Regions from separate parts of the Homo sapiens genome. Here region 2 is linked to region 1. Evidence: chromatin contacts called from ENCODE Hi-C or POLR2A ChIA-PET data. All regions are on one chromosome and are shown on one strand. The core of a region is the stretch at or near the end of the contact, and the rest is flanking DNA. Distances in the headings are between cores, read along the strand shown.

Region 1 (5,105 bases), core at 1,292-3,791:
AAATTTGTTTTTAAGAATGTATCTTTTGGCCGGGCACAGTGGCTCACACCTGTAATCCCAGCGCTTTTGGAGGCTGAGGCGGGTGGACCACTGAAGTCAGGAGTTTGAGACCAGCCTGGCCAACATGGTAAAACCCTGTCTTTACTAAAAATACAAAAATTAGCCAGGCATGGTAGCGTGTGCCTGTAATCCCAGCTACTCGGGAGGCCGAGGCACGAGAATCATCTCAACCCAGGAGGCGGAAGTTGCAGTGAGCTGAAATCGCGGCACTGACCCTAGCCTGGGAGACAGGGTGAGACTCTGTCTCAATTAAAAAAAAAAAAAAAATGCATCTTTTTCCATTGATTAGAGGGATGACTAAAAAAAGAAGAATGCATCTTTTAAAAGATAAAGTTTGGATTTCCTTTACTCACTTCCTCCTTCCCTGTATTGTTGTCTTCAAGATTTATTTACTGCTCTATGCCAGGGTTAGCAGGTTAATGGCTCATAGATTCCTCAGTTTATTAACCCATTTATCTTGTTTACTGGTGGGTAAGGCAAAGATAAAAATGTGTTTGGCTGTAGTTGTCCAAGTGCAATGGGCAGCAGTATCCCATAAGGCCAGGAGGTGGTAGTGTTGTCCATAAAAGTAGACCTTCATTTTTTTTCCTGGATTGTTCAAAATATTTTAAACCAGTCTGTATTTGCAAAATCCACACAGGATAAACTTTTGAAATAGCAAAATTTGGGAATGTTTGTCTGTTTTTAATCAAGAGGACAGAGATATATTTATATGTATATAGTGTCACACATAAGGAATTACATGTTTGCCTCTCTGGGCTTTGGCACACATAGATACTGCATTGCTACAAATGAGATTATGAACCTATAATTAAGTGATGCTACTTTAAGGGGTTGTTTTGTCTCTCTCGTACTGAAATTATAATAAGTTGCCTGGGGAGCTTTCTTCTCCTCTTTCAATTTATTATTTATTTTTTTGAGACAGACTCTCGCTCTGTCCCCCAGGCTGGAGTGCAGTGGTGTGATCTTGGCTCATTGCAACTTCCACCTCCCAGGTTCAAGCGATTCTCCTGCCTCAGCCTCCCGGGTAGCTGGGATTACAAGCGTGCGTCACCACACTCGGCTAATTTTCTTTGTATTTTTAGTAGAGACAGGGTTTCCCCATGTTGGCCAGGCTGGTCTCGAACTCCTGACCTCAGTGATCTGCCCGCCTCAGCCTCCCAAAGTGCTGGGATTACAGGCCTAAGCCACTGCGCACGGCCCTCTTTCAATTTCTTAATTTTCCTTTTCGTCCTGTTGCTTTTCTCCCTCCTCCCCATTCCCAGCTGTATGTAAGATGGTATCTCATTTTAATAGACTGTTGTTATTTAAATAGACTGTTGTAGTTTCTACCGCAAGATGCAATTGTTGAGAGCGTGATTTCTAACATTTTACATAAAACTGCCGTAAAAGGTTTACTGGAACTTAATATACATTGCCTATTTGGTTGATGCTTTCAACACTCTGTAGGGCTTTCACACAGGACTAGCCTCAGTGGAATTTTATCGATTAAATTAATCTACCAATGGGTGATTAAGAATTATCTGTTTTATTGCATATTTAATAGGTTGGGGGGGCGGAATTCTTTCTTTCTACGGCTAATTGCCCTCAGTTCAATTTTACCACTGTGATATTCATTCCACATGCTCTGATGAGTGTGGTACTTGAGACATTACCTTAGTGAGGGAAGGGACCAATGTTACAAATGAATCCGGAAGGACGCTAAAACTAACACCTGCAAATTATGTACATGTTTATATTCCAGGCGCTGGTTTAGCTTTTGGGAGAAGTCAGTGAGGAAAACCCGTAAAGATCCCCGTCTTTACGGTGCTTACCCTGAAGATGGGAGTGGAGAGGGAGGTATTCAACCAGCAAGAAATCGGAAAACGCGCAGAGCGGCCGCGGGGTCACGGGAAACTGCCGGAGGCTTTCAGGGCCCAGGGCCCGGCGGGGAGGCTTCAGCGGGCCTGCATTTTCTTAGGCATCCGCTCCAGGCGGGTTCAAGTTTTCAACCAGACCTTCGGCGATCCAGCGCCTAGGGAACGTCAATGCGGGTGACTTCTCCCGCTGTGCAGGGCGGTGACCCGGGTTGGCGCGCCCAGTTCCCCGCCAGAGTCGGCCGGGGACTTCCCTGATAAATGCGACACCCTCTTGCCCCTGCGCCCCCCGACCGCGCGCCCGGCCCCGCGTGTCCCCCACGCCCCACAACCCTGCACGCCCTACCCGGCCGCGCATCCCCTCCGGACCGTGCGTCGCCGCCCTCACCATTGCGCCCCCAGCTGTGTGTCCCTTGCGACCGGGCCCCCCGACCGGGCGTCACCGCCTGCGACTCTGAGAGCCCTGCGGGCTAGAGACCGTGCGGCCATCTCGCCTCGAGGCGAGGCCCTCCTGCCTGGTCCTCACCTCCAGAGCGTGCATCCCCCGGCCCGTGCGGCCCCCTAAGGGGCGGGCGCTGGGCGGCGCTGGACGGCGCGAGGCGGGGCGGGGCGGGGCGGGGCGCCGGACGCCATCGCGTCGCTACCGGCCGGCGGCTGTCTGACCGGGACTGCAGCCGTGTCCTCGCCGCCCTCCTCTTGCCCACGCCTCCCGGGCACTCGCCTGGTCCCGGCGGCGGCGCGCGCGGCCGCGTTGGGCGGCGGCGGTTCCGGGGATGGTGAGGCGGCGGCGCGCGACGACGATGCTCCGGAGCTGAGGAGACGCCGGCACACGGCGCGACTGCCGAGCGCAGCGCCCACCCGCGGGATGGCTCAGGCGGCTGGCCCGGCGGGCGGCGGGGAGCCGCGGACTGAGGCAGTGGGCGGCGAGGGGCCGCGGGAGCCCGGGGCAGCCGGCGGCGCGGCCGGGGGCTCCCGGGACGCGCTGAGCCTGGAGGAGATCCTGCGGCTGTACAACCAGCCCATCAACGAGGAGCAGGCGTGGGCCGTGTGCTACCAGTGCTGCGGTTCCCTGCGCGCCGCCGCCCGCCGCCGCCAGCCCCGCCACCGTGTGCGCTCGGCCGCGCAGATCCGCGTCTGGAGGGACGGCGCCGTCACCCTGGCGCCCGCGGCCGACGACGCGGGAGAGCCGCCCCCAGTTGCGGGTGAGGCCGCCGGGCCCCTTTCCCTCGTAGTTCTTGGAACACCCGCGGCTGGGCCGCCTTACCCTCAGCGTCCCCGGCCCTTCCGCCCCCGCCGTCCCCCCCCATTTTGCCACGGGAGACCCCCGGGAGGATCCGGCGGGGACCCGCAGGGGAGGACGGCGTCAGGCCGTGGCTGGCCGGGGCCCCTCGGAGGTCAGAGCCTCGTGGCGGGCGACGGCGCAAATCCGCTGTGCGGAGGACGTTTGGGTGGGCCTGGGCCTGCGGGCCGCGGGGCGCTCGTCATTGTGCTGCCCGCGGGACAGCTGCCCGCGGCGCGTTTGGGAGCGGTGGGCTGGGCCCTGCTCCGGGCCAGCGGCCTGTGCGCCTCACGCCGTGGCTGCTGACACACGGCCGGGTTCACGGGGTGGGGAGGGCATCGCAGGCTTCACGCGGGGGCTCCGCACGGATCCTCAGTGCCGCTGTCGGAAACACCGCACTCCTCACGGGAAACTAGCAGTATTCCACATTAGACAGCCTTTCCTCGGTTCGGAAATGTAAAGATGATTCTGAACCGTGAGAATTCTGCTCTTTGGGGAGAAATGGAAAAATAGACTAAATAGTGATTTTTGGCTCCTGGACGTTAGAAAATACTGATTGCATTCCTGTATGTGAAAATTTGTTGTGATGAAAAACAGGCTTGTAAAGTGAAAAGTTGACAGGATGTCGGGATACAAAGAGAAAATGGGCCTTAGTTACGTCATTGTCTAATGTAAAATTTTCAGGATTATGACCTAAACAGTAATTTATAGCCAGGGTTTACTCAGATGCTCATTGAAGAGGAGGAGGAGGTTGAGAAAAGGTTTCTCCCATCAGTTTTTATCTAATTCATTCTTTTGAGAGGCAAGTCTATTAAAAACATAGAAAAACAATCTACCCTCACTTTTAGAAAGTTGATGGAAATGTCAAAATGCTTAAGGTGAAAGATGTAATTTCGAATTAGTAAAATGACATTTAATGAAAACCCTTGTCTAACTTGATTAAAACAATATTCAAGGTTATAGTTATTCTTTCAGTTCCACCAGAACGTTTTTATCTTTTATTTTTTAGTGTCAGGTAAACACATTTTTATTTACATGCTTTTATCTTTTATTTTTTAGCGTCAGGTAAACGATTTTTTATTTAAAGCCATCTTTTTAATTGTTCTTTTGAAACTATTTCAAATAGTATTTTTGTTTCTTTGATGGGCTTATTGCTTTTAAACTTGGACTTAATCTTAGTGGGAAATACTTGCAATTATAATTTATAGTGTATTAAATGGTACAAAAGATACATTTATAAAATACAGCAATGTCTGCCAGGTGCGGTGGCTCAAGCCTGTAATCCCAGCACTTTGGGATGCCGAGGCAGGTGGATCACCTGAGGTCAGGAGTTCGAGACCAGCCTGGCCAACATGGTGAAACCCCGTCTCTATTAAAAATACAAAAATTAGCCGGGCGTGGTGTTGTGCCGCTGGAATACCAGCTACTCGGGAGGCTGAGGTGGGAGAATTGCTTGAACCTGGGAGGTGGAGGCTGTAGTGAGCTGAGATCGCGCCACTGCACTCCAGCCTGGGTGACAGAGCGAGACGCCGTCTCAAAAAAAAATACAGCAATATCGTGCCTTGGGATTTAGCTATTTCCAGAGGAAAAATGGTTGTGTGCAGCCTGCTTTTAGAAGCAGCGTTGGTAGTGGTGATTTCCGGAGAGAACAAGCCCCCAGTTTACATTGTCTTGTCACTTAAATTTAATCCCAAAATCGTGTAGTTTTGTTGTCAAAGATTGATAGATTCTCGTGGATGGGTTTTTTCTTTTTTTTTGGTCTGAATCTTATGTTGAATTGGATTATTTTTTACATCACTAGTGTGAGTGATAACATGTTGATCTCAGTGTAATAAACTGCCTTTATGGAGAAAATAGTGAGTGGAGTTGTTCTCCACAATTCGCAATAGGTTTATAATTCTCTTTCTCAG
Region 2 (5,105 bases), core at 1,669-4,168, 1.1 Mb before region 1:
AACAACAACAACAAATCAGAAAAGTGATTTTCAGAACAAATACTTAAAATGATTATCTAGAAAAACTGGATACCAACTTATCAAATTCCTATTTCTCCTCCTCTGCCATTGATTTCCTAATGGAAATTGGCTTTAAATTCAAATAAAGAAATGTGACTTATCTTTAGCTATATTTATTACCTAAAATTAATATTGAGATTTAAGCATGAATTTTACTTATGTCACTTTCATGATATCACAGATGTGACATAATAAAAACATAATTAGGTCAGAAGAAATGACACAGCATTCCAGATGACCACAAAAATAAGTAAGAACGTTTAAAACCAAGCATCATGTTTACAGCCAACTTGTTCTCAACAAAGGTGCCAAGAACGTACATAGTGAAAAGACAGTCTCTTCAAAAAACGGTGCTGGGAAATCTAGACCACTCTCTCTCACCATATGCAAAAATCAAATCAAAATGGACTGAAAAATTTAATACCCAAAAGTATGAAACTACTTGAAGAAAACATTGTGGAAATGCTTCAAGACACTGGTCTGGGCAAAGATTTTTGTGGTAAGACCTCAAAAGCACAGGCAACAAAAGCAAAAACAGACAAATGGGATTACATCAAGCTAAAAAACTTCTGCACAGCAAAGGAAACAAGAGTGAAGAGATAACCTAGAGAATGGGAGAAAATATCTGCAAAACCATTCATCTGACGGGATTCACAACCGGAATACAGAAGAAACTCAACTCAATAGCAAAAAAAAAGAAGCAATCCTACTACAAATGGGCAAAAGATCTGAATAGACATTTCTTAAAAGACACACAAATGGCCAACAGGTATATACGTAAAAAATGCTCAATATCAGTAATATCAGGGAAATGCAAGTCAAAACCACAATGAGATACCATCTCATCTCGGTTAAAACGGCTTTTATCAAAAAGATTTTTAAAAAATGGATGCTGAGGCCGTCACGGTGGCTCACACCTGTAATCCCAGCACTTTGGGAGGTGGAGGTGGGCAGATCACTTGAGGTCAGGAGTTCTAGACCAGCCTGGCCAACATAGTGAAACCCCGTCTCTACCAAAAACACAAAAATCAGCCGGGCATGGTGATGTGCGCCTGTAATCCCAGCTACTCGGGAGGCTGAGGCATGAGAATCGCTTGAACCCGGGAGGTGGAGGTTGCAGTGAGCTGAGATCAAGCCACTGCACTCCGGCCTGGGCGACAGAGCAAGGCTCCGTCACACACACACACACACACACACACAAAAAAAAAAAAAAAAAAAAAAAAAAAAAAAGATGCTGATGAGGATGCAGGATGCAGAAAAGGGGGAACACTTGTACACTGTTAGGGAGAACGTAAATTAGCACAGCCACTAATTTACATACTGGGAAAAGTATGATGGAGGTTCTTCAAAAAACAAAAAATAGAACTAGTGCTATTGAGATGAGTTTCTTCTATATTCTGGTTGTTAATCCCCTGTCCGATGAACAGTTTTGCAAATCTGGGTACAGATCCAAAAGAAGGGAAATCAGTATATCTAAGAAATATCTGCAGTCTCAAGTTTATTCACAATAGTCAAGATATGGAATCAACCTAAGCGTTCATCAACAGATGAATAAAGATAATGTAGCATATATACACAATGGAATATTAGTCATTAAAAAGAATGAAATCCTGTCATTTGCAACAACATGGATGAAACCGGATGTCATTATGTTAACTGAAATAAGCCAGGCACATGAAGACAATATCATGTTGTTACTCATGTGGGAGCTAAAAATGTGGACCTGATGGAGGTAAAGAGTGGATTGGTGGTTACCACAGACTGGGAAGGGTAGCAGGAAGAGGAGCGGGATGAAGAAGAGAAATTGGTTAATGGGTACAAAAAACCCCAGAAGAAATAAAATCTAGTGCCTGATAGTACAGTGGGGTGGACACAGTTAACAATAACTTATTGTGTAGTTCAAAATAGCTAAAAGAAAAATTGGAATGTTCCCAACATAAAGATAAATGTTTGAGATGACAAATATCCCAATTGCCCTGATTTAGTCGTTACACATTGTATGCATGTATCAAAGTATCACCTGCACCTGCAAATATGTGCAACTTCTATGTATCAATTTAACAAATTGGGGGAAAAAAAACCCAAACCAAACTCAAAGTGGAATAATGAAAACACTCCATAGGGAAGAGAGCTGTCCCTCAGAATCTTCAAGAAACCTTCGAAAGGTGGTCGACTGACATGGAGATGGACACGCGATAAATAACCACACGAACATTTCGACCCGGCTTTCCAGTCACACCTCCGAAGCAAGCTATGTCTCTGCGTCATTTCAGCTCCTCAGGGTACGAGCGAGCAGGCCGCCAGGGCCGCCGGGATAAAGCCCAAGCGGGATAAGCTCTAAGTCCCGACCCGCCCGCTTGACCCTCTACCACGGGGCCCGAGAGGACGCACAGAGGCGAGAAGGGACTTCTCCAGCCAAGTTCACCCCCTCCGTCATTAGCGCGGCCTGTTACTCAACCTCTGGTTCAGGTTTCCGAAGCGCCGCTGAAGACAAACCTGCGGACCCCACGCCCCTCCCCAGCACGGCCCTGGGGCGCGAGCTGGAGCAGCTCTTCGAGCTGCTTCTCCCACCCGGGCTCGCCCAGTCTGGAGGAGGAACAGCGCCCGCCCACCCCAAGGAGTTCCCATTTTCCTTGGGACTGAGGACACAAGGCAATAGACCCACGCGTTGGGTAGTGAAGCACAGGGCTAATGCGAAGTGAGCCCATGTCAGGGGTGGGAGTGCCAGTTCCACCCCTCCACGGCGGCCGAGGGACAAACACAAAGAAAGGAAGGGCCGGAGTTCCAGCCGTCACACTCACCAGCACAGCCAAACGCGATTCTGTTTGCGGAAACGGCGGCCCGCGCCACGCGTGTCTGCTTACGTCACTTCCGGAGGTGCGAGAGTCACGTGGAGACGGTCAGGCGAGAGTGCCGCGACGCACGTCCTCCGCGCCGGAACTACGAGTCCCGACGTGCCGCGCGCGGCATGCAGAAGCTTCACTGAGCGGGCACTGGAGGTCGCGAGCACGTTGCTAGTGGGCGCGGCTGGCGGGGCCGGGGGCGGCAGGGGGCTAGCGTCCGGCTGAGCCCGGCGGGTTCCTGCACGCGGACCCACGCTTTGTCGGGCTGCTCTGCTGAGTGACACCGCCGTGGCATCCGAGGAGCTGTGGTCCAGCCTGCGCGGCGGGAAGCGGCGGCGGCGGCTCCAGCGTCCTAAGAGGTAGCATGGGCCCAGGCCTCTGTGGGGCAGCGGGAGGGGTCTAGAGGGCACCTTCAACCCTGGGCGTGTGTCCGGGAGCTGACTCGCGGCGCGAACCCGGCAACTGCTCCGCGTGCGCCGCTCTTCGGGCTGTGGCAGTGTACGACTGCCAGACGGGTCGTCCACACTCGCCGACCCCACAGACCCCGGCGGCCGAGAGAGGTCCCCCCGCCCTTCCGGGTCGAGCCAGTGTCCTGGCAAATCTTGCTTTGGGACTGTTTTTCAGCCTCCTTTGCTGTAACCCTTCACCGTGTTCTCCCCCCTTCTTCCGAAGCCAGTTGAAGAGGGGCCCGGAAGCGCCCGCGTTCGGAATGGTTTTTAAAATTAGCAATTTCTTATTAGGGACTGGCAGACTGGTCCTTACCGCCGTGTTTGGGAAGCCACAAGAGGCCATTCTTACCTGTTAGATTCTGAGAAAAGGGACCGCCTATACCTCTTCTTGACAAATACCTAAGGATGCATTAGTCTGCGTTGGCTGAACTTGGCATGGTGTGGTTTGGGGGAGACAACACACTTTTTTTGGCCATCACCCCAGATTTCTACTGGGGAGTGAAAGCGCCTACTGTACTGAAACTCGAAAGCTCCATAGTTGAGGACTTTCAACCTGAGATCAGGGTCAAAACTACCTGTGGATAGATTATTGAAGCGTGTGCATATTAACGTCGTGCGTCAAGTCCCCACCTTCCAAGGTTGTAAAACTGATCAGATTTACAATCCGTCTTGAATTACTCTTTACCAAAATTGATCCATTTAAAACAGCTTTGAAAATGTGCTTTACCAGCCTTCCTTCTTGTCAGTAGGCACAGGTATATTAATGAATAGACCTGGCTTTGGGGAAGGCAGCATTTGCAGCGTTGTGCTTTCCAATCTAATCACTTCTAAATTGTGGGCATTAGCCCATTTGAGGTTACAAACTTTGAACCAAGAATGAGGCCTATTTTTCACAAATAAGGATGACCCATCAATTTCTGATGACTGCTTGTATTTGTTATTATATGAAATGAGGTAAGTTGAGAATTAATCTCATTACATGAATATTGACAACTGCAAAAGTGTAGGTCTTACAGATCGAATGCATTATAGGCATATACAAGCATTAGAACCAGGCAATTACATTCCCTGTTCCTGATGCTTAAGTTTCTTGAGATAATTGCTGTTGTAATTTTACAGAAAATGAGTGTAATTTTGACTTTTAAAAACATGTTTTAATGTTTTTAAACACCGGGTGCAGTGGCTCACTTCTGTAATCCCAGCCGTTGGGAGGCCGAGGCGGTTGGATCACGAGGTCAGGAGTTTGAGACCAGCCTGGCCAACATGGTGAAACCCCGTCTCTACTAAAAATACAAAAATTAGCCAGGCGTGGTGGCGCGTGCCTGTAATCCCAGCTACTCAGGAGGCTGAGGCAGGAGAATCGCTTAAACCCGGAAGGCGGAGGTTGCAGTGAGCCGAGATTGCGCCGTTGCACTCTAGCCTGGGCGACAGAGCGAGACTGTCTCAAAAAAAACTAAACAAAACAAAAAAAGTTATTAGATTAAAAGCCTCTTAACTATGTGTTTATGAAAACTCCACGATGATGGGATATATAGAGATTACATTTTTCAGTTTTTATAAAACTTAACTAGAAGTTGTGTAAATTCATTTGAGAATAGAGGGGAAGGATTCTTGAAAGCAGTTAATGTAAGTAAATGAGCCAGATAAAAATGATTTTAAAGTTACCATTGGTGTTATTTTTCCCTCATTATTGCCTGAGTAATCTCTGGTTTTCTGGACATTAAAATAATAATAGCTAATACTCGAGTACCTT

Evidence for each region. A loop is a pair of places that touch in the nucleus more often than their neighbours do. ChIA-PET counts read pairs that join two places held with the same protein, here RNA polymerase II (POLR2A). Pooled maps may share reads with other maps.
Region 2: a pooled map shows a loop between it and region 1 (4-fold over the local background). The contact joins the promoter of RNMT here to the promoter of SPIRE1 in region 1. A Hi-C loop is called at or near these places in 5 of 50 pooled maps. POLR2A ChIA-PET finds 5 or more read pairs at or near these places in 2 of 52 experiments (CD4-positive, alpha-beta memory T cell and activated T-cell).

Annotation. Positions count from the first base shown.
Region 1 is chr18:12,655,543-12,660,647 of GRCh38, reverse strand. It overlaps SPIRE1 (spire type actin nucleation factor 1), which reads left to right and starts at 2,541. Exons shown (of 17, transcript NM_001128626.2): 1 at 2,541-3,118. The coding sequence starts at 2,782. It also overlaps a transcript of PSMG2 not described here. RefSeq lists silencers at 2,082-2,231, 2,282-2,351, 2,354-2,522, 2,392-2,811, 3,002-3,121.
Region 2 is chr18:13,724,486-13,729,590 of GRCh38, reverse strand. It overlaps RNMT (RNA guanine-7 methyltransferase), which reads right to left and starts at 2,918. Exons shown (of 12, transcript NM_003799.3): 1 at 2,862-2,918. It overlaps FAM210A (family with sequence similarity 210 member A), which reads left to right and starts at 3,033. Exons shown (of 4, transcript NM_152352.4): 1 at 3,033-3,262. RefSeq lists an enhancer at 2,930-3,855.